Linked DNA regions of Homo sapiens: all the other regions are linked to region 2. Evidence: read pairs that join two places in POLR2A ChIA-PET (ENCODE). Cell type or tissue: PC-9. All regions are shown on one strand. Each heading gives the region's core, and the rest is flanking DNA. Links, peaks and the distances in the headings are about the cores only.

The links. Peaks named below come from ENCODE experiments on the same cell type or tissue, not always from the same donor. Only the 100,000 strongest peaks of a DNase experiment are listed, where the experiment ranks them.
Region 1: POLR2A ChIA-PET joins it to region 2 with 5 read pairs; 3 of 35 experiments call an interaction of 5 or more read pairs at or near these places.
Region 3: POLR2A ChIA-PET joins it to region 2 with 5 read pairs; 2 of 35 experiments call an interaction of 5 or more read pairs at or near these places.

The regions. Positions count from the first base shown.
Region 1 is chr5:40,387,036-40,394,991 of GRCh38, reverse strand. It overlaps LOC124900967 (a long non-coding RNA gene), which reads right to left and starts at 5,977. Exons shown (of 2, transcript XR_007058744.1): 1 at 5,905-5,977; 2 at 5,154-5,428. In PC-9, for the core only: no CTCF peak of the experiment used is centred there; a DNase peak (open chromatin) is centred at 3,141.
Region 2 is chr5:40,474,808-40,482,763 of GRCh38, reverse strand. No RefSeq gene overlaps it. Among named protein-coding and RNA genes, the nearest start is that of PTGER4, 200 kb to the left of the region's middle. In PC-9, for the core only: no CTCF peak of the experiment used is centred there; a DNase peak (open chromatin) is centred at 4,733.
Region 3 is chr5:39,696,493-39,704,448 of GRCh38, reverse strand. No RefSeq gene overlaps it. Among named protein-coding and RNA genes, the nearest start is that of LINC02104, 180 kb to the right of the region's middle. In PC-9, for the core only: no CTCF peak of the experiment used is centred there; no DNase peak of the experiment used is centred there.

The DNA of each region.
Region 1 (7,956 bases), core at 1,898-4,397, 86 kb after region 2:
ATTTCCAACCCTTTAATCATATATCAATCATATTCCTGCAATGCTTGTCATAAGTGCACATTTCTGCGCCTTATTCCTCAGGCTCCTAAATCGGAATCTCAAGAAAGTGGGGTCCTGGGAATCTGTAGTTTTTACAAGACTCCTAGGTGATTTTTATACGCTGCAGGTTTTGACAACCACCAGCATAGTGAGTTGGCCTTCTCTCAGATTATTTTAATGAGCTTTTCCAGCTGCTTTGGAGAGTAGCTTTGCTTTCCACGTTATCTGGTTGTCTTACCCAAACAGCTATCTGTTCTCCTTGGTCTTCAGTTATTCACAGACAAAATGAAAATGGTAATCTTACCAACACATAATGAGAATGTCTGGAAAATTGAATTCATACTGCTGTTAATGAAAGAGCACATAAATGTTTGAAATATGCGTTTTTTTTTTAAAAAAAAGAAATGGCTGAAGGAAAACACATCTGTCTCCATTTGGAACTGATATACTTCAATCAGTCTTTGCCTCATAAGAGTATTTGTCTTATTATAATAGCAAATATACACTAGTAATACAAATGTATGCTTTATTATGTTTTAGGAGACACATATGTGCTTTATTTTAATTCTTACCGTGGCAACTCTTAAAAGATACACATTTGTAAAGTGTTTGCTTCAAGTCAATCCTCTTTTAGGCATGATGTCCTTACAGCAATTTCCATCATCATTAGGCCTAGAAGTATAAAGTACAGTTGCTTGGTGTGTGTGGAAGAAATAGGATAGATTCATAAACCATCAAATTGTCCTTCAGCTCTCTGCATAAGACGAACTGAAGAGAGTGCCTCAGGATAGAGAGACAGTTGGGACAATTTCACCATGTTTTTATAATGCTACACAGTCTTGATTTAGAGGGACCCGGACTTTGACATTTTCTAATTCTACATTCTAAGCATCGGCAATTCAAGTTTCAGTAATGGCTCTGGAATTTGTATCTAAACTTGGTATAAGATTTCAAGATCATGTTGTATTGAGATTAAGGGCTGAACAGATGAAACATTCTGTTAAAAAAAGGACCCAAGGACAGGAAAGATGTTTCTGCTCCTCAATGTTTTGCTCTTACTTGAAGTACCTTTTTGGTTGCTTTTACTTTTTCAAAGTAAATTTTCAAATTATCAAGCTATCTTTGTCTTGATAATTTGAAGATCCAATTAATTATTGTACATTGAACATAATGTGCACATTGTGAGCACACATAAAGGAATGTTAAGGAGAATAGTATGTTGTCTAGGTACGGATATGTATAGAAGGAAACCATACAACGATGACCCCCAGGATCCCTTGGGTCTAGAAGCCATCACTGCTCCTGGAACTTTGCCCCTAGCCTGGCTGAACAGGGTAATGCCCTGAGGACACCCACTGTCCAATCCCTACTGAATGATGTTGAAATTGAGGATTCAGTCATGGAATCTGCCTTCCTTGGATATCAAATGAAGTCTGAAATGGGAACTAATTTACTGAGAGCCTAACTCATGGAGAATACAGAGGCACAATCCTTCTAGGTATTAGTTCAGGGGGGATAAGGATATATGGAGAGACCCTGAAGGACCACTCGGGGCCGTCTGGTGTGGATGAGCTAAATAGTACATATTAGTCAATATTTGAATGCATTTAGCAAGGATACCAGTAAGAATGACAACAAAATATTAAAAATGCCACACTGACTGCATCCTGATGGCCACTGGCACCACACTCAACATTGCCGAGGACACTGTACACTAATGATGATGAAGGTAACTGAACTTTAAACATGTGATAACTTTTTTCAAGCCTCACGGTAATCTCTGTTAGTTTTCTACTAACTTCCCCCTTTAAAACACGAAGAAATTGAGGCTTAGCTATGTTAACTCTTCTAAGATCACACAACCAGTAGGGTTGGGCCTGATTCTGACCCAGGCTGTCCAATTTCAGTTTGTGCTCCTACTGCAATGCTTGATGTTGTCTTAGGGAGACCATCTGCAGAAACTTACAAGCAGATAAATGGGAGTGAGCTGGTCTAATTGTGTTTGTGGGATTAAGAAATAGTTGACTACCATTATTTAGGAACTGGCACCTGGGAGTTCAGGACCTTAAAATCCTCCCCAAAACTTCTAGAATCTTTCATTTGCAGCTAGAGAAGGTAAGTTGCATTGTCAAACACTCCCTATTCCTTCACTATTCCAGAGCTAAACACATAGGTAATGTTTACTCATTTGATTCTCAGATGGCTAGAATGACCCCAATAACTTTCTGTTATTCTATTATTAGGCATTTTGCCATGTCCTGCCTGATCTGTTGCATATTTCTGTGTTGGGTCTCTCTGGGTACTGTCTACTGGGGTAAGAAATGTGATGGGAATAAACCTGTCTTATATCAGAGATGTCCTGATCCCTATGCAGAAGAGTGCTCATCTGTGATAATGCCATGGCTGGCTTCCTCAGTGGAAGCTCTAATACACTTCAGACTCAGGCTGGCATTTATCTATTTCCTCACATTCTACCTACTTGTCATTTGTTCTAGGCAGAAGCTTGACTTTCCTTGATTATATATTTCCTGCCTAGCCACAAGGAAATTACTGCTTGTATTTCCTATTCAATCCCTGAAACTTAGATTTAGTCTTTTAAAACAATGCTTACATTTCCTGTTTGTTTATTTGCCTTCCAAATCAGCCCCGTATAATTATATATTTAGCCTTTGCCTGACAGTGAGGGCTGTGGGACATCTGCCCCAGCTAAACATGGATGTTTTTATTTTCATTTCCTAATCTACCCATCGCTTTGAGAACAAACTCTGTCTAGACTTTCTTCCCTAAGTTCTAAACTGGGTTTGGAATATATAAAAACATTATCTATCTTTGAATTCCTGATGTTTCAAACCCTACGTGGGAGATGCTTAATAAATATTTATGAAAAAAAGAATGAGCTTAAAATGGATTAGAAGATTAGATTCTTCAGGTAAAGAACTTCATAATCAACTACCCATGGGGACTTTCATATTATCCACTGTTTTGCTATGTCTTGGAGGTCTACTATGGTACTGCATTCCATGTATTGTTTTGTGATGTTGATTTGCACAGGCTTGTACTGTGCAGTGGAGTCTGAGTGTAATGTTTGGCAAATAGGAGGGATCTTTAATTTGCTTTCAATGATTCAAACATATTTCCATAACAACTGTTTTGTTTGCTTCCTTGTTTTGTTTTATTTTTAGTAATTTAGGTTTGCTTAATCACAGACTGGTCTGTTATATCTTGCATATTTGAATTTTTATACAGCTTCTCTTTTACTGTATGTTATTTGGTCATTTGGCTGTACAAGTGGAAGAACCAACTTTATAATTACTTACATATATCTAAATCCCACAGATTTTACTTTTCTGACACTTTTAAACAATATTCTGGGAAAAAAAGTCAGCCAAAATAGTTTACTACATGGGTTAATAAATCTCAATCCAAATATGCAATTATAGGTATAGCCTAAGGTATTTAAAATTACTATCCTAGGGTTGAAAAATTGCTGCAGCAATTCCTTGATGGACTTATCTGTGCTTGATTAGGATCTTCTATATGACCGTATAAAGGACTTTAGTGTTCTTGCAGGTTATAGGCAGGGTTTGTCTAATGTTTATTCATGTGCAGATCATTAATTATGAATTACAACGATGATGGGCATGTTTTGGCAGGGGCTACTGAGTGCAAGAGAGGCACCCTGGGTCATTCCCAGACATGATCTCAATTATCTTCTACTTCTCTATGCTAACCTTGTATAGGGTGAAAACTTTGGAACTTTTTACAACAGTTTCCATGCTGAATGAAGTGGAAAGAATGTTGGCCTGGGAATCTAAAAGCCTGGATTTCAGGTTCTACTCTACACTAACAAGTGGTGGGACTTTTAATCTCTTTGCCTCAGTCCTTCCTTACCTGTTAAAGTAATATAAAGTTTCAACTACATGACCTCTCACAATGCTTTTAGCACAGACGTGCTGTGAAGTAAATGTGTTTTATTCATATCCCTGAGTTTGGGACAATATTTTCTTCTTGAGTAATGGAAAATTGAGCTGGCCTGGGAATCTAAAAGCCTGGATTTCAGGTTCTACTCTACACTAACAAGCGATGTGACTTTTAGAAAATCTCTCGGCCTCAGGCCTTCCTCACCTGTTAAAGTAATATAAAGTTTCAACTAAATGACCTCTCACAATGTTTTTGGCACAGACATGCTGTGAGGTAAATGTGTTTTATTCATATCCTTGAGTTTGGAACAATATTATCTTCTTGAGCAGTGGAAAATTGAGCTAGTCTTTATGTAGCCAAAGAGAACCTGGGGCTGCCTGTTGCCTTTAATCCAATCAGGAAGCAGTTGGACACAAACTCCTGGGAGCATAAAAGATAAAGTAGCTAATAATGATGTGACAACCATAGTGTATGACCAATTACTAAGTGCCAGGTGATATGCGGTGTTCAGATATTATCTTATTTATTCTTACCACAACACTGTGAAGCAGATTTTTACATGTGAGGAAATTGAGGTCTAGAGAGCTTAATAACTTGCCAAAGATCATGAGCCTGATAATTGCCTGAACCAGAATTCAAATTCAGGTTCGGCCTGAGTCTAACAGCCGACTTTGATCTCTTAAGCTCCACTGCCTCTATCTGCAAAACTCTCTTCTTCAATTAAAAAATATTTATTGTGGATGTACAATGTATCAGGCATTGCTCTGGAGTAGATGCTTGGGATAGATCAGAGAACAAATAAAAAGCCTTTCCTCATGGAGCTTCTATTTTAGCCAGGAGAGAGTACAGTATCAGTAGACATAATAAATAAATAAGTTATATGGAAGTTTAGCATGTTGTGAGTAATATGGAAAAAGAAAAGCAAAGCTAGGTGAAGGGAGTTGGGAATGTGGTGAATGCAGTGAGGTGGATTATAATTTTCAGTTGAGTGTTCAGGTGGGCATCATTGGGATGGTAAATCTTGATAAAAATCTTGAAGGAGGAAAGGGAATTAATTATATGGCTACCTGGTAGAAGAGCATTTGGGGCAGAGAGAACAGCAGGGCCCTAAGTGGGGGAGAGTGCCTGGTTTTAGCAAGTCAGTTATGTATGACAAAGAAAACGTCACAATGAAGAGGACATTGAGATCCAAATTTAGACCCTGACATTCCTTCTCATGGTGTGTTTATTTGTTTTAGAAGCAGGTTGACTCTTCTTTCTTCTTGTCATTTCTTTCTTCTCGTCAGTACATTCCATCCTGCTTACCCAAAAGCCTACTCAAAAAGTTTCTTGTTTCCCGCAAGAGGCTTTATTTTACTTTGATCTAATTTAGTAGTTCTCAAGCTTTCTGATCCGTGGACACTTTTATGCTCTTAGCCAAGGATAGAAGTCACTGCCATAGGGAGCGGGTCAACATGTAGCCCAGACTCTGGAAAGAAAGAATTCTCTCATCCAACCCTCCCCAGTATTGTCCTTACATAGCTAGAAGTGAGGGGCTCAATCAATATTCTATGCCTTAAGACAGTGCCGCTTCATCTTTAGTGTGCCTCCAAATCACCTGGAGATCTTGTTAAAATGCAAATTCCAGTTTGGTAGGTCCAGCATGGGGCCTGGGATTCTGCATGTTTTATGAACCCACAGACCACACTTTAGTTAGTGAGGATCCAGGGGTGAAATTCAGCACCCCAAAGTTGGTTTGACCCTACACTTCTAGCTAGTGCTCTACTATCCAGCACAACCAAGCTTGCTAAATTATGCATCATCAGAAGATGAGGGACATTGAATAAAAAAAAAATGGACAATGCCACCCTCAGAGCAATCCAGTGGGCCTTATCAACCATATTCTATGATGCTCAGTGTCTTCGTCTACCTCCTGCCTAAAACCTCCAGTAGCTTCCTGATTACCTGAAAACATAATTCAGACTCCTTGCCCTGGCTCACAAGACCCTCAGCAGCCTGGCCTCTGTGTATTTCTTTGACCTTCACTATAGTAATTTCCCCTTACTCACCACAATGCAGCTACTGTGACATCATTTGAGTTCTAGAAGCTGCTTGAATTCTCAGTGTATTTGGCTATGGCTGTCAAATAGGCATTCTAATCACTTGCTTAGTGTATAGCAAAGATACTTTAAAAGAACTTCAAAAACAATTTTGCAAAGAATTTATTTAACAAATGCAATAAAGTTGTGAGAAAAAGGAAAGATTTTTAGATTTTTAGAAACACCTATTCAATCAGAAATTTTTTATTACAGACCTACTGAGTGCCAGGTGTCCTGTTAGACATTTGAGAAATGTAAATGAACAAAAAGATTGCGAGGATTCCAGCATGGGAGAAAGACAGTAAACAATAAACAGAATAAGTAAATTAGGTGGTACTTTAAAAATATAATAAGTACTATGAAAAAACCAATCAGGCAGAGAGAAGAAGGTTGAGAAAGAGGAACCCAGATGGGAGGGAGCAGATAACATCTGGGCAAAGACCAGGGGAGACAAGAGTGGGGAAGTTATGCATTCAGATGATGTTGGGGAAAGACACTTAGTGCGAAGGGCCTAAGGCTGTCAGCTGGACTGGAGCAAAGTAGGTGATGTGTTCATGAAGATAATAGAGTGTGTGTGTGCGTGTGTGCGCACACGCATGTGTGTGAGAGAGAGATCATGTAGGGCCAACGATTTTAGATTTATGTATATATATATTTTTTCAAAAGTTAATTATGAAGGAGGAAGGACCATAAAATATTTAAAGTTCAAATTTCTCTAGTTCCTACTTTCTTAGGGGATTAGTTTTAGGGAGAACTTTTTTTTTTTTTTTTTTTTTTTGAGATGGAGTCTAGCCCTGTTGCCCAGGCTGGAGTGCAATGGCGCCATCTCACTGCAAACTCTGCCTCACAGGTTCAAATGATTCTCCTGCCTCAGCCTCCTGAGTAGCTGGGCTTACAGGCGCCCACCACCATGCCCAGCTAATTTTTGTATTTTTAGTAGAGACGGGGTTTCATCATGTTGGCCAGGCTGGTCTCGAACTCCTGATCTCGTGATCTGCCTGCCTCAGCCTCCCAAAGTGCTGGGATTACAGGTGTGAACCACCGCACCTGGCTGAGAAGTTGTTTTAATCTATGTCATTTTGTAATCTGTACAAATTTATTTTAAAGTGATTTAAGTTATATATTGGTAAAAATTAAATAGTTGAATGAAACAGGTTTCCCTAAGATGACCCAGTAACAGAAAAATTTGTTTCCTGCTTGGAGTGCAAACAGAAAGGACTTAGTTTATGTCTCCTTTAACCATGCCCCCATGCCCTTGATAAAAGAGCTGCTTCTACCTCAGCTGAATGGGAAGTCATTTTGATTGAGTCTGGAAGGGGAATCGTTGGTGGTGGGACTGTCTTCTGAGTGGGGAACAACTGCCCAGGTCTGATGAGGCTCCCTGGGCCATCTGGAGAGTTGAAGTGTGTAGCATTATGTGGAACGGGACGTAAAATTCTCCAGAGGAAACCAGAGCAGCAGCTTCAGCATCACTGGACACTTGTTGGAAATGCCAGTTCCCAGGTCTGGAGGTGATGAGTGTTGGCAGTACAGAGACGAATGAATGAGGGGCCTCTGTCCATTCCACTAGAAAAAGAGGTTCTTGACCCTGGCAGCACCTTATAATCCACAGGGAACTTAAAACAAAACAAAATGAACAACCGATGCCACGGCTTCTGTACCAGAGATTCCAATTTAATTAATCTGGGGATAAACCAAGAACATCAGTATTTTTAACTCTCCTAAAGTGTTTCTAATGAGCAGAATCAGTGTAATAGAACAGATTTCTTAACTTCCACACTATTGACACTTTGGACTGGAGAGTCTTTTGTTGTAGCAAGCAGTCCTGTGCATTATAGGATGTTTAGCAGCATCTTGGCCTTTACTTACAGAACCCCTGACCCCATCTGTAAAAATCAAAAATGTCTTCGAATATTGC
Region 2 (7,956 bases), core at 3,590-6,089:
GCTGGAATTACAGGCACCTGCCATCACGCCCAGCTAATTTTTGTATTTTTAGTAGAGACGGAATATCATCATGTGGGCCAGGCTGGTCTCGAACCCCTAAACTCAGGTGATCCACCTGCCTTGGTCTTCTGAAGTGCTGGGATTACAGGTGTAAGCCACCGCGCCCGGCCTCAAAAATATACTTTAAAATTGCCCCCAACTTCATAGGTCCATTTTCCCATGTGCTTTGTGATTTCTATAAAATTAGTGAGAAATATGACACTGATGTTTAAATTTATACTTTAATCCAATTAGTGATGTGACACTTTCATGTTGTATTGGTCATTTGCATTTCTTCATATGAAAATTTCCTCTTTGTGTAATTTTTGTTTGTTTGTTTTTTCTCTTATTTGAACGTGCCCTGTATGTATCAAAAATGCTAACATTTTTGTGGCCATTGTCATATATGTGAATATATTTTCTTCATTTTGCTGTGTGTAAACTTGGTGCATAGAGTTTTTTTTTTTTCCCTTCAGAAGTTTTTGCATTTTTGTGTAGTAAGAGTCTTTTCTCTTTTGGCTATTGAGATTTGTGTCATGGCTAGTAAGTCCTTTCCTATTCTCATATGTATATATGCATGTATATATGCATATATATGTATACATGTATATGTTACCTTACATTTTATTTGTAGTACTTTTTTTATACATTAACATTTCAAACCCATTAGAAGTCCATTTTACATGGTATCTAATTGTCATATAGTATTGTTCTTGATTCAAACAGAGATAGTGTTGACAGAGGGTCATTCAGCCATTATTGAATCACGGGCGAATAGGTTCCAGAGATTATAAAAGAGACAAGAGAGGCTTCTGTACCGAGGAGTTCCCAGTGGAGGAGAAGGATTACACTTGGATAAACACATGAGGTTAAGTTAACTGAGCCTTTAAGATAGTCCTGGAAGTTAATTAATCAGTTTATTCACTTTTGTGATCATTCATTTGCTCAAATATTTATTGTGTAAATGAGTATCTACTCATATAGTACTATGCTAAGCCTGAGAATAAAAATTAAATAAAGTCTTTTTCCCCTCAAGTTGGTGTATGCCTAGTGAGGGAGATAAAAATAAATTATAAACTGTAGTTAAATGTAATTAATAAATGATTACATAGAAATTTGTCCAGGCTGCTATGGGGAGTCCAACAAAGCAGAAGTTATATTAGCTTGAGGAACATCACAGATGACCTTCTTGAAGAATGTGGTTTGAGCTGAGTGTTGAGAGCAACTGGAATATAACTGCATAAAGAAGGAAGAATAAAACTCCAGGCAGAAGGGATTTCATGGGAGAAGGCAAGGAGGTGAGTCACGCTGTGATACATGCAGGCCTCCGCAAGGTATTCTGTAGTGAGGGCTACATGTGATGGATGTGGAATATAGCAGGCCCTCAGGCTACAAACAGATTGGGTCTTGAAGGCCCCTTTGGGTCAAGTGAAGAAGTCTGAATCTGGTCCTGCAAACTGGAGAGGTTTGCAGTCTGCAGAGTTTGGAGGCAAATCCTGAATTTGACACATACTAGCTTTGGGACACTAGACTAGTAAACTCTTTCAGTCTCTGTTGCCTTGTCTGTAAAATTAATGTGATAATATCTAACTTACAAGGTAGTCGTTGGGATCAGAGATAGTGCACCTCTCTGGCCCACAGTAAGCCCTCAGCACATGGTAATTATTCATCCTGAGCTTAATCAGGCTGAAGCCTAATAAAAGTGGGCTTTTGTCAGTTGGCAGAAACAGGTCAGGTTAGTCATAGAAGTTTTTTAACTTTAACTTTTTTTCTGTCGATTACCCTTAAACATTTTAACACCTGATCCATTTGTCAATAAAACGAATGATGAGAAATCAGGATGGATGAGGAAGGACTTACATATTTTATCAGATGTTCCTTCTAGGAGCTCTCAGTCTCGAGCAGGGGGAATACACATATTAGCATGATTTGCAATGAAGCCTCTTCCTTGGGTGATGGCACTATTTTGATATTCCTGTGTCTTCCCTCTTGCAATCTGCACTTGAGGCTGACATAACTCTCTCCTCATCTACTAATCAGTGGCAGAAGAGAGCAAAAAATAGTGTGTAGTATCAGTAACACTAGGTTCTGTGCCAAGGTACTCGTTAACCTCAAACCTCTGGTGATCTCTGAGTGGTGCCTGGGTGGCAAAACTGAGTCATTTATGGAATCACTGATAACGGTCACAGCATCTATCTGGCAGCTCATCTTCTGGGCTTGCTGCTGCCCAACCATTGCAGATTATTTCTTTATGATTATCATCATGCCTACAGAAGTTCAAAAAAAGGGGGAGCTCAGGGAAATTTTCCAGGGGTTTGGATCCCCATTTATATGATCAGCCTTCCTCTCAACATCATGAATTGTAATGACAGGTAAAGCCAGTAATACCAGACTGTGAGTGGGAGCTTCTGGTCTAAAAGATTATTACGTTTACTACATCTTCACAGTCGTGGACTTACTGACATATATGATTTCATGAAAGCCTCATATTGATGGCTTGTCTAATCACTAGCGTCATGACCCAGGTAGTAAATGGCACAGCTAGAGTTCATAAGTAAGTCCTCCTACTCCACTTGTAGTCATGTTTCCACTTCAACACAAGCTGGGTGGGCTTTTCCCCCTGATTTTTGGTGATGCTACAGTTACTGGAGGAGAGAATTGTGAATACTGACACAGCCATTGATTTGAGTCATCTTCTGTTCCATTTGGTGTCACTGTGCATGTCCCCTCTCAAATGCTGCTGCCCCAGTTTCTGCAGTTCTCCAGTGGTTACTTTATTAATCTATGTTAATTTTAATGGGTTTTTATCAAGTCCATCTGGTTGACAAGTGCATTTTGATTCTGTAGAAATGAGTCTGGAAACCTGGGGCTTTAGAAGCCATTGCCAAGGACTTCTTGTTCCTGGAATCTGGAAAAGTTTCTTTATCTTTTGGGATCAGTTTTCTCATCTACATAATAAAAGGGGCCTAGATCAATGATTTCTAGCATCTCATTTTTAATCACAAGATTTTTTTTTCTCAAATGAAATGTGACATGTACCAAACAGACAAAATCAGTTTTCTTTGATTGAAACAAGGGTGAAGTCTAGGGTTTGCCTTTTGGCTTCCCTAGTACCCTCACCCTGGCTCCTGAGACTGATCTAGTTGATGTAGATGGTTGTTAAGTGTCTTAGACCTTTCTGTTCCTATAACAGAATGCCTGAGACTAGATAATTTATAAAGAACAGAGATTTGTTTCTTACAGTTCTGGAGGCTGGGAAGTCTAAAGTCAAGGGGCCCATATCTGGTGAAGGCCTTCTTGCTGCATCATCTCATGGCAGAAGGGTTGGGTGAGAGAGCACACAAAGGGTGGCAGAGTGGGTGGACACATCCTCTTTATCAGGAACCCACTCCAGCAATAACTAACCAACTCTTGTGATAATGGCATTAATCTACTTATGAGGGCAGAGTCACCATGACTTAGTCACCTCTTAGAGTCCCGCTTCTCCACACTGTTACATTGGGCATTACATTTCCAACACATCAACTTTGGGGGACACATTCAGACTATAACCTTAAGGTACTGTTATTAGTTATTAGAGGGCTTTTCTTATTGTCCACCAAGTGCCTGATGCTGAGGAGTTCTGAGCTGTTCAGCATCTACAGGAAGGCTGAAGCTTGGCAGGGCAGAGCAGTCGAGAGGCTAGGCTCTATAACTGGGGTGCCTTGGCTTGAATCCCAATCCTACCTCCTTAGTGGCCAAGTCATCTTTGAAAAATCACTTAATCTCTGTGCATCTGTTTCTGTGTCTTATAATAGGGATAATAATAGTATCTGGTTCAGAAGGTTGTTGTGAAGATTAAAATAGTTCATATATGCAAAGCCTTTAAAATAGTGACTAGTACTACATAAATGTTAGCTATCATTCCTATCATTTTTAGGATCTAGCAGAGCTTTGTAGGGAGTAGAAGCTTAATCGTGGCCATTAATTAACTTGATTCTGCAGAACTGCAGACCCGGAAGAGCTTTCTGATGTCATGTGGCCCGTGTTTCCTAAACTTGCTTATGTGAAGACTTTCCTGGGTCACTTGTTAAAATGCAAACTCCTGAATACTAACTAAACTTAGTATTCAGTAACTGCTAAACATACTGAACCAGCATCTGCAGGGAGCAGTCTGAAAATCTGTATTTAAAATAAATGTCCTACAAGATACTGATGATTAGGTAAGTTCAAGTTGGAAACTGTAGTATCTAACTATTATCTTTCACAGAGAAAGCTAAGCACTTGGGAGAAGTGGCTCACTCAGTGTTAAAGTTAGTGGTGGAACTGGGACCAGAACCCGGGTCCCTGTCCTTGGTCCTGTGTTATTCCCATTGCATCTCTTTTCTCTGTGATGTCTCTGGTGCTTCTGTCCAAGTGCCCGAGTTTGGCCGGATAGAAGAAATAGTTTCAGGATGACTTTACCAAAGTATTATTTGGCTGTGGGCAGAAATTATCTGCCAGAGGGGTACAAGAGTTCTCTCTTCTTTAGGTGGATTTTGAGCTCCCATATTTATTCTTGAATTGTGCTTCTAGGATAATGATCTCTGGAAACCTGCATGCCCTGAGTGATCTCAAAGTCTGGTAACTGTTCTTGCGGTCCTGTTTGCACAGGAACAGAAATTCATTTCAAAGTGCAGCCAGTGCCAACAGGGGAGAGTGGGCAGAGAAATCAAATGAAAATGCCAAAACGCTGACTACACGGCCAGTTTGCATCATGTGAACCACTTTGGAGCCTGAGGACAGAAACCAAAAATATGCTTCTGTTCAGAGGCGGCTAACAGCACTAGTGTTATTATTGTTATCATCATCATCACCACCATCATTCGTCCATAAATTTAAAAGTAGGTAGCTGGACTGTGTTTTTTTTTCTAGGAGTTCTGCATGAAGTTCAGAGCTATGATGAATTTTAGAGAAATAAGTGTGGAGGCATGCATGGTCCCATAACTTAGCCCCCTCAGCTGGAACCACAGCTCTCTTGCCCCCAATTGTTCAGTACAGCCTTGTCATCACAGTGAGAACAGTTTTACACACTCAGGGCTTGTTCTAACAGTAAAGAAGCCAAAAAAGAAATGTGTAAAGTAAACTGATGTTTAAGAATTCTGGTAGGGAATTAGGATTCTTTGCTGCAGAAGAGAGGACTGAAGGCTGAAGCAAGGACAACATGACGGGGAGGGAGGTGACTGGGAAGTACAGCCCTTTATTCCTGGAGAGGAGGTGAAGTCCTTGAACTTGAAGAGATTTAGAGATCAAAATATAAGATGTAATTGGAGTCCAGGTCCTCAGGGGAAGTGCCAATTTAAACTCTGTGGGTGGGATTGGACCTTACAGGCAGAAGAAGAAATTAAACTGAGTACCTTAAAAACAACAACAAAAAGCACCACCTGTGTATATGTCCATTTCTTTATTCACTCAGCCTAGTTCTGCTGCTCTGTATAACAAATCCAGCTCCTCCTTTTACAGGAGAAGGTGGTGAACCTCAGGTGGAAATTCATAGTTTTCTTTTGAAGGCAAAGTCTTTGTTTCTAATCTGACTCTTACAGAGCCAGAAGCTCCTTTTCCAAGGCAGAGCTGAGGAGCATAGGGGTGACTCCCAAAGTGTGGCAAAGGGGAGATTTCACCTGTTCTAGCCATACTCTTGTTGTTATCCAGCAAAAATTTGTTTTAAACTTCTTTAACAATTTACTTACATTCAACATGGCCTAAATTATAAGGGAAATCAAATGCAGGATATAGAATTCTATGTTTTTTTGCTAAACAATCCTGGACTAAGCAACATTTTCTCACATCTACAATGCAGTTATTACTGATGTTCATGTTGATGACATTTAGGCACTAAAAGGTTCCAGAATGTTTTCTTATTTATTAAGCAATATCAAACTATATTGATTCTAATGTTATTGTGGATTAGTAGATATTCAGAAATAAAATGAAAATTGGAGCTTCCATGATAGTCCCCTTTAAATTCAGATAAAGAATTGGAAATGTAGAGTAATTAAATGACTTGCCCAAAGTCACACTATCTGTTGAGTAGCAGAGCTGGGATTTGATTTATCTTTATATTCCTGTTACTGAATTTGGCCAGTTCATAGAGGTGTTTCTTCTCTAGTAGCTTGAATTTGTGATCTACTGTGTGGTCAGCACTAACCTATATTCTAAGCTTGGGTGTGTGTGTTTAAGAGCAGAACAAATATAGAAAATGGTACCAGTTCTCCAAATACACGCAAGCCTAGTCAAGGATATGGGACTTACACAGGTGAAACAATAGAGAATGGTACAATTCAGTGGTGCTTCCCATGCCTTCATGGGCATGAAAATCACCTGCATGTCTTGTTAAAACACAGATTCTGGTTTAGGAGCTGGAGATTCTGTGTTTCTTACAAACTCTCAGTTGAAGCATATGCAGTTAAGGGAGACATACTTTGCGTAATAAGGCAAGGCAGGAGATAATTAAGGGGTAAATTATGTAGTATAATTATGAAACATAAGGAGTTCAGAGGAATAAAGTATAATCAGGGGCAAGTTTCATGGAATACATGGAATTTGAGCTCATCTTGAATGAGAGTCTGACTTCAGATCGGTAAAGGAGAGAGGCCCAGGAATAAAGTGAGTTAAGAGTTACGACAGGGTCAAGAAATGTGCTTGTGAGATGGAGAGGGAACCAGACTGGTTGGATCAGATGGTGTTCAGTGTGGTGATAGGCAGTTTCTGTGATGGCCCCCATCTGTCTCCCTCCTCATGGTATTTATGCTGTCGTGCAATGGCCTCTTCCTGTGTGTGGTCCAGATCTAATGACTAGCTTCTAAGGAAAAGAACACAGCAAATGCCATGAAATGCCATTTCCAAGATTAGCTTACAAAAGACTCTGACTTCCATCTTACTCACTCTGTTTCACCATTGCTTTCTCTGAGGGAAGCTAGCTGATGTGTGATGAGCTGCCGTGTATCAAGGAACTGATGTCTTCAGCCAACAAGCAGCTAGAATCTGAGGGGTTGAAACAGCCACATGAGTGAGCTTGGAAGTTGGAACTTATTGCCTGAGTCAAGCCTTGAGATGACTACAGCCTTGGCAGACATCAAGTGCCTGAGCCAGAGGACCCAGCTAAGCCACTCTCAGATTTCTGACCTACAGAATTCGTGTGATAATATTAATACATGTTTATTGTTTTAAGTTGCTGAATTTGGGGGTGGGTTGTCACACAGTCATAGAAAACTGATACAGTTGGAAATAATTTTGAAAGGTGAAAGGCATAGTATGAAATCTGATTCTGTGGTATGGAGGGGTTTCAAAGACTGGCAGAACAATTTGGACATGGTACAGAAGCCATTGAAAGCTCTTTCTCTCATAGCTTTATGGAGATATAATTCACATACAATATAATTGTCATTTAAAATGTACAACTCACTAGTTTTTAGTAAGTTAGCAGAGTTGTGAAATCATCACCACAAGCTATTTTCATACACTTTGATCTGCCCCCAAACAAAGCCCATACCAATTAGCAGTCATACCCCATTTTGTCCCAAGCCCTAGACAACTTCTCTACTTTTTGTGTCCAACAAATTTTCCTATTCTGGACATTTCAGGCAGAGTAATAAAATACATGGCTTTTTGTGTCTGCTTCTTTTACTTAGCATAATACTTTAAGGTTTATTGGTGTTGTAGCATGTGTCAGTATATTTGTTGCTTTTTATCGCCAAATAATATCCCATTTTACTAAGAGACCACACTTTGTTTATTCGTTGGTCACTTCATGGATGTTTGTGTTGTTTCCAAATTTTGGCTATTAGAAATTATGCTGCTGAATTTTAGAATTCCCATTCCAAGATAGCAGAATAGGAATAGCTCTGGTCTGCAGCTCCCAGTGTGATCGATACAGAAGATGGGTGATTTCTGCATTTC
Region 3 (7,956 bases), core at 1,898-4,397, 780 kb after region 2:
TGCAATTTTGTAATTGTTTTTCTGATTGTTTGGAATTATTAGAAACCTTCCTGATTATTCTTGTGGACCACAAATACTAAGGAAATTGGGGACACTGTATCTTATTTATTAGTTAAATTTTGGAGAGCTCAAGGGAACTTCAAATGTCTAGAAGAGAAGGTAATACAAAAGAATAAGAAAGCAGTTGAGTCCTTAGGACATATTGAAAGCAATATTGAAGAATATTCATAGCTAGTCTGATTTTGCTTAATTTTAGGAAAGATTTTAGCAATGAAAGGCATTAGTTGAAATTTTTAAACAGAATTATAATTTTATATAATTATAATTTTATTCACTGTTAATGAAAACTTTTTGATTTCTGTAATGTTAGGTTAAAAGTTTATACAAGTAGGAAGTGCCAGGTGCTGTTCAGTAAAATCTGTTTCATTAAATTTTCTTGAGAAAGAAAATATGAAGCTCAAACAAAATCAAAGGTGAGTATCCCCAACTTTCCCTTCCTCAAATTATCCTGGCAGAGACATACCAGAACTCAGGGTTACATTAGTTACATTAGTAAATGACAATCTGTTCCATTCACTTGGCATAATTCTAGGAACAGAAGCATATTTTAGTAGCAAGTTGTAAATTTCCTATCAAACGTGTTTCCTCTATATCCCTACACCAAATGGTGAGCAGGCTCTGGGAAAAGTAGAAAGAAAATCTTCTGAGAACTCTCTTCTTAAATCATTTGGCCGGGAGCGGTGGCTCACACCTGTAATCCCAGCACTTTGGGAGGCCGAGGTGGGTGGATCACCTGAGGTCAGGAGTTCGAGACCAGCCTGACCAACATGGTGAAACCCCAGCTCTACTAAAAATACCAAAAAATTATCCGGGCGTGGTGGCAGGCTCCTGTAATCCCAGCTACGCAGGGGACTGAGGCAGGAGAATTGCTTGAACCCGGGAGGCAGAGGTTGTAGTGAGCCGAGATAGTGCCATCGCACTGCAGCCTGGGGGACAAAAGCGAGACTTTGTCTCAAAAAAAAAAAAATTATTCTACTTCCTATGGTTCATCTACAAGGTTCTAAAAACTGTTCTAGAATATGAGCCAAAATGGCATATAGCATCATGCAATAATAAACATTACAATTATAAGGCTAAATATACATGAATTCAGAATGCTGATGACCACTCCCCAATACAAAAATACAGATAATTTGAGGCATTTGTACACGTCCTTCTGCAGCCTGGAATAGCTTAGCAGTGAGCGATGGTAGTCATTGCCTGCTTCCCATATCTCCCTCTAAGGGAATCTGTCCAACCACAGTCCTTGCTGCCTAAGTAGTCACATAATCTCATTCCTCTCATTTCCAATCTTGGTTAATTGAGAAGGTTGTTCCTGATTAGATATAGTCTATCCATGGGGCGCTTAATCACTTGGTCTATTATGCAAGTTAATCATATTCTATCTGTTGGCAACTGTAATGGGAGGTAAAGAATTCACAAAGGCAAGCTGGAGAAACAGGAACAAATCTCCTAGAGTACAGCAAAGTCATATTAACAAATGCAAAATCTTAGACTATAAAATCCATAAACTAAAAATTCTAAGCTTTTAATAGATCCTGAGAATTCAGCCACTCCCCATCATCAAACTTTAGGTTTCATGAGAACTTGGTGTGACTCCTCTCCAAATTTCCATGAGAATCCATCTATTTTTCCAAAGGCAGTCTTATAATAAATTAAGTGCTTCCCATTGCAACTATAAAAACCAGACCAAAATGCCCTATACCTTATTTCCCAGCAAAGTAAAAGGTCTCTTCCAGATACTATTTAAAATTTGCAATCTCTATGCTGCATTCTTTTTATCAGCCCTATCCTATGCATTCCCTCCTAACATAAATCTACAGTTTGTATATTATAAAGCAACCATATTTATTTTCCTAGTTGTTTTCCTTTTTTTTTTTTCTCTGAGTTTCACAAAAAGTAGGAGCAAGTTTTCCTTTCTGGTACTCCTAGAGAGCAACTAATACTGTATACTTCACAGGAGCTTTAAAAAACATGATATAGGAGTCCCAGGTTAACAACAAGGAAAATATTAGACTTGAATTAAGAAGATCAGTAGCCCAAAGCTTTTACCTTACATGATTCCAGTTGTCCTGCACTTCTAAGTATGGACCAATCAGCCATCAAAATTCTCCAATTGCCACACACTCTGAAGCAAACCCAACACTGCTCGTCATATTGCTCCGCTCAGTCACCATCATAAATCCAAGCTCCCTAGATCACCACATAGATGCCAGTCTTCTATTCTTTGGCAATGCCACTAATCTGACTTTATCACCCAACCTTCTCTCTCCTCTCAGATGCTCCCATTATGGCTTCTAGAAATCCTGGTCTGTCCTCAGCAATCTTACTTCCATCCTCAGCTTCTTTCCTGAAAATGTCCTACACCTTCTTGCTCTAAATAAAATCAGGCTCTTGCCTGAGAACATTTCTTCCTACTTCCCTCTCAAGTAAAGATATGTTACTCTCTATTCCCTATGATCCTTATAGTCTGGAAGTGGAGTGGATCGCCCCGTTGCTTCCCATTGTTATTTCCAAATTGTTTCATACCTTCTTTCAAAACCCCTGCTTTTTTGAAGCACATGCCATAGTTCTTGCCATTGTCCCTACACCGTGAAATGTCATCTACTAAGCCTATCTCATTAGTAGACTCTGCCACCCCATTCATCAATCATTGTGACTTTAAAATCAGCATATAGCCACCTGATACCCTGCCCTCCCAATTCTTGGAATGTAAAGGGCCAAAAATCTTGTCTTCTCCTTACCCCAGCCACCCTCATATGGCCATATGCCCGATCGCACTATCTGCAAAATCTCAATTTCAGTCATCCCATTTTTTGATGGTTAGTTAAAATTTTCTTTTATCCCACAGCTAATTTTAATCTATTTACTCTACTAGTTTTTTCATTATCCGTAACCTCCTCTCTATCTTAAAAAGCACATATTTCATCATCCAAAAATATAATGACTCCACTACAAAAATTATCCTTCTTTTATCATACTGGACTGGTAAAAACCCAAGCCTGGTTAAACTCAACTATGTACTTACTTGACACAGTTGTTCCTGAGCAGCTAAAAACATTAGTCCAATTCCACATACTTGCTGGCTGGATTCACTATAAATTAGGTTCGCTATTATAGCCATTTAACATTGCTCTAGTAAATTCACTTCCACCCTCTCTGAGACAACTAGTTAACACCTTGCTTTGTTTAAGTCTGTAAAGCTCAACTGCATCTCACATACAGTTGTCAACTTCAGATTCATACTTCACTGAAAAAAATAGATAAAATCATTTTTAAAAGCCAACTTCATCTTCCCACTACCAATTTCCTCCAGCTACCACCACATACAAACACACATGCACACATACTTTCTCTCTCTCTCTTCTCTCTCCTACTTTTCATTTTTTTCCAATGGAATTAGAGCTCCTTTTTCTGATTAATTCCACTCTCTCTCCTTGTACCCTAGATCCTCTTTCCTTGCCTTTATAATAAGCATGTTGCTTTTGAAATTATCTCCTTTTTCTTCTAGCTCATAAATCTCTCCCTCTATACTAAATCATTTCTCAACTTAGAAATATGTCTTAATGTCTTCATCATAAAAACAAACTAAATCCTTCTTTGATCCCACATGAGCTTCTAGCCACAACCATGTGATTTCGATCTCCTTCACACACACACACACACACACACACACACACAGACTGCCTCTCAAACCTAGACTATACTCATGGTTTTACTTCCCTATATCACATTCTCTTCTCAATCCACTCCAGTGGAGATTTAGTCCTCAGCATTTCATTAAATTGGCTTTGCTCAGTTTCAACAAGAATCTGAATCTTGTCAAAGCCAATGGGCACTTTTCTGTTCTCAACTGTGACTTTTCTCAGCATTTGACACTGTTGACTTCTCCCTCCTTTGTTCAACACAGGTAACACTGTGTGACCACAGACTTAATTTTCTTCATATTTTAATGAACACTTTCATTTTTCATTCTTTTTTTTTTTTTTTTTTTGAGATGGAGTCTCACTCTGTCGCCAGGCTGGAGTGAAGTGGCACGATCTCGGCTCACTGCAACCTCCGCCTCCCAGGTTCAAGTGATTCTCCTGCCTCAGTCTCCCAAGTAGCTGGGATTACAGGCACATGCTGCCATGCCCAGCTAATTTTTGTATTTTTAGTAGAGATGAGGTTTCACCATGTTGGCCAAGATGGTCTTCATCTCCCAACCTCATGATCCACCCACCTCGGCCTCCCAGAGTGCTGGGATTACAGGCATGAGCCACCGTGCCCAGCCTCTCTCTCTCTTTTCTCTCTTTCTTCACGCATTCTCTTCTCCCCATATGATCTCTAAATAGATGTGCCCCCGGACAAGATCAAGGTGTCTCTCTCAAGCCCTCTTCTATTTCCTATAAGTCTAGGGCATTAAATGCAGCTGTATACCAAAGGCTCCCAAATTTATATCTTGAACCCCAAGCTCTCCACTAAACTCCAGACTTGAATATCTACCTTTAAAATTTGTATGTTCCACAAATATCCAATAATCCAATCAGATTTGGGATGGCTCACTTCCTCACTGTCTTTAGGTCTTTCTGCATACATCACCCCACTGCAGAGGCCTCCCTAACAAACCTGTATAGAAGATCAACCCTATCTTAAGACTTCCTATTTGCCTTGTAATGTTAACGTTTTCTCCATAGCACTTATCATCACTCGATACGTATTATTTATTTATTGTCTGTCTCCCCCACCTGGAAAACGTGTCCATAAAGACAGGAACTAATCCCCACAGCTATTTTCCCAGTGTTAAGTATGGTCATAGGCTGGTAATACACACTCAATAAGCATTTGTTAAATTTATATCCCTAAATGTTCCTCACACTAAGCCTTTGCTAATTCAGAAAATTACTGTATACCCATTTACTCAGAACAAAAACACCCAAAATTATTCCTGATTCTACTCTTTCTCTCTTCCTCCCCATTCCTTTCTATCAGTCTAATAGTGACACACCCCACATTCCTCACTAGATTAATTGCCACCCACTTCAGTCCAAGACACGGTATTCTGTCTCATGGGTTTATCTCTGTAATCTCCTAGCTATTTTGTGTGTGTGTGTGTGCAATTCCAGTTTGGCCCCTCACAAGCAATCCTCCTATACACAATAGCTGAATGGATTTTCTAAATCATAAATCCAGTCACACCACATCTGTTCTCAAAATCCTCTAATGGCATATCACTGAAATTATACAACATTCTAAACTATTCAACACAATATGCAAGGTGCTACATAATCTCCCCTCTGCCTATAACAACATCGTTATCTCTTAACTCTATCCCTTATCATTTCTTTTGGAAACACCAAAATCTTTCCCACCTTAGATCCCTGTGTTTGGAACACTTCCCAGGGTTTTACCCAGCTGATTTCTTTCCGTAACTCAGGCATTAAATGACTCCTCGTCAGGCCTTCTGTGACCATCCTTTCTAAAGCATTTAGTTTGCCCCTGACTTCAAACACTGACACATTATCCTGGCTTTTCCATACATAAGGAGCAACTGAAATTTGTTTTATGTTTGTCTGTTTTCTGGCTTCTGGTTAATTATCATCTCCATTTAGGAGATTGTAAACCCCATGAAGGTAAAGACTGTCATATTTACTACTCTATCTCCAGTACCTAGGACAATGCCTGGCACACAGAGATACTCAATAAATATTTATTTTCTGACTAATTTGAAATTTGAAAACATGGACAAACCTCAAACTACACGATTAACTCATTTTGTGGCTGACTAAATTATTTAGTATCTTTAAATGTTACTTTTTACGATATAACAATAATAAACCAATAAATTCTAAGAACATTATAAGCCTCAACTCAGATCATGACATTGAAAGTTCTTTGCAAACCGTAAAGTACTATAATTATGCTTCAATCACCATCTATCTGGACTGCCTACATTATTAAAACCCTATGAAGACCAATTGGGGTTTACAAAGTACAGACCCGAAAGTAAGTTAAAATGACATTTTCCACTACAAAAATATATGCTTTTGTGTAACAATATTTAACACTTGAAATAGTGTGTCAATGTGTTACTCTTGATTTCAAGGATTAAAAACTGTCATTCAACTTTGTTTTTCATGCAATTTATTGTAACTTTATTTCATTAATCAGGAAATATCCATAGAGAATTTGGCCCAACATTCTTAATTAAATTTGAAATCTCAGACATGCTACTTGTGAAAAATCTACCAGTATTCCTTACCACCATGGCCCTTTCTAACTATGCCATTTTATCAGCTATTTGCACAAATGCCTAGAGTTCAGTCATGGGGAAACTCCTGAGTCAAAAAAGAAAATAAAGGCAACACTTCAGTGGGATAGTCAAACATAAATTGCAACTCCATCACACAACTAATTAAAGATACAATTGACTAACAATTAACCAATAAAAATGACAGGTATATAAATCTAAAAAAATAGATTAAATTTTAATCAAAGTGTTAGGAAGATCTACTGGAAAATTAACTGACCAGAATTGTTCTGTTGAATTGAAAAAAGCAGTGACCTGGAAACAAGAAATGCAGATTCTATTCCTGGATTTAGAACTTATTAACTCTAATGGACTCTTCTACCTCTCTGGGGATCAATTTCTTTTTCTATAAAAAATGAAAGATACATATCTATTTCTGTAACTGAAATTTCATAAACATCTTCACAGTGACAAGGTCCAGGATAAGAAAGGCTACAGACTAGAAAGGATAGTGTTAAGAAGCTGGAAGGAGCCATCAGGCCCAGACACACATATCATTTAGCCAGAAGGATATCTGGGCAGGCCCAGATTCAATTCCTAGCTTCACTGCAAACTCCATGAAAAACTGCTGGGAATATTTGCATTATTTTTGTCCCCAAACTCCAGACAGTTTTGAAAATTACATGAGATAAGGGTGGGAAAGCACCTTTCTCTCTTGGAAAATTCCAAAGGATAATTATAAATACTTTCTATAGCCCATAATTTCAGGGTTGCTTATGGGTATTTATTTAAATATTTGCCCAGACTTTTGCTATCATAGATGATATCATGGATGACAGATTGCTTCTCTATTTATCAGGCTCTAAAAGGAATGTACACACTTTGACATAGCATGTTGGGAAAACCAGAACTCCTTAACTGAAAAGAAAACAAATCTGAACTTTGTTATGTTAAAAAAAAAAAAGTGTAGCTCCAATACGGCATGGTTTCAAAGATATTTGACCTCAGCAGATGTAGATGTTGCTAGTTTAGGTGAATTAAAATTGCACTGGAAAATTTCCTTGGAAACTTTGTACTTTGTCATTTTCCTACAAATCCATTTGGGTAACTTTGAGTAATTATGGGTTTTTTACACTTTTCATTTCCCCTTCCAAATCTCCTCTCTCAAACAAACAGAAATTTCATTAATTACATTTTAGATTCATTGGTAAACACAGTCAATTCCAAGTAAGGGTAGCTGTCATGAGATAAATGTTTGGATTCCAGGTTTAGTCTAGTCTTGCCACATGGTATTTGCTAAAAAGCCTGTCTGTAAACTATGCCATTTAACCAAGGGGTTAGACTCTAAACTTGGAAGTTCAATGGTCAAAATGCTTTTACTTATGAAGAAAGATAGTATTTTATTTTCTAAGCATTAAAAATACTCCAAGACTTTTGATTTAATTATCCTTTCTTTTTTTTATCCTCATATATATGGATATACATGTATAAAATGCATTATTTTAAATATGAACATAAGATATTTAATTATCATGTCATTAATGACATAGAGTGCATGTATTTTTCACCAGGTTTTGATAATAATCAAGTTTATCATTCATTGCATACTGACATTTTAGTCAAGCTCGATCACATAGCTGAGATAACTGATCTAAGCGTGAAATAAA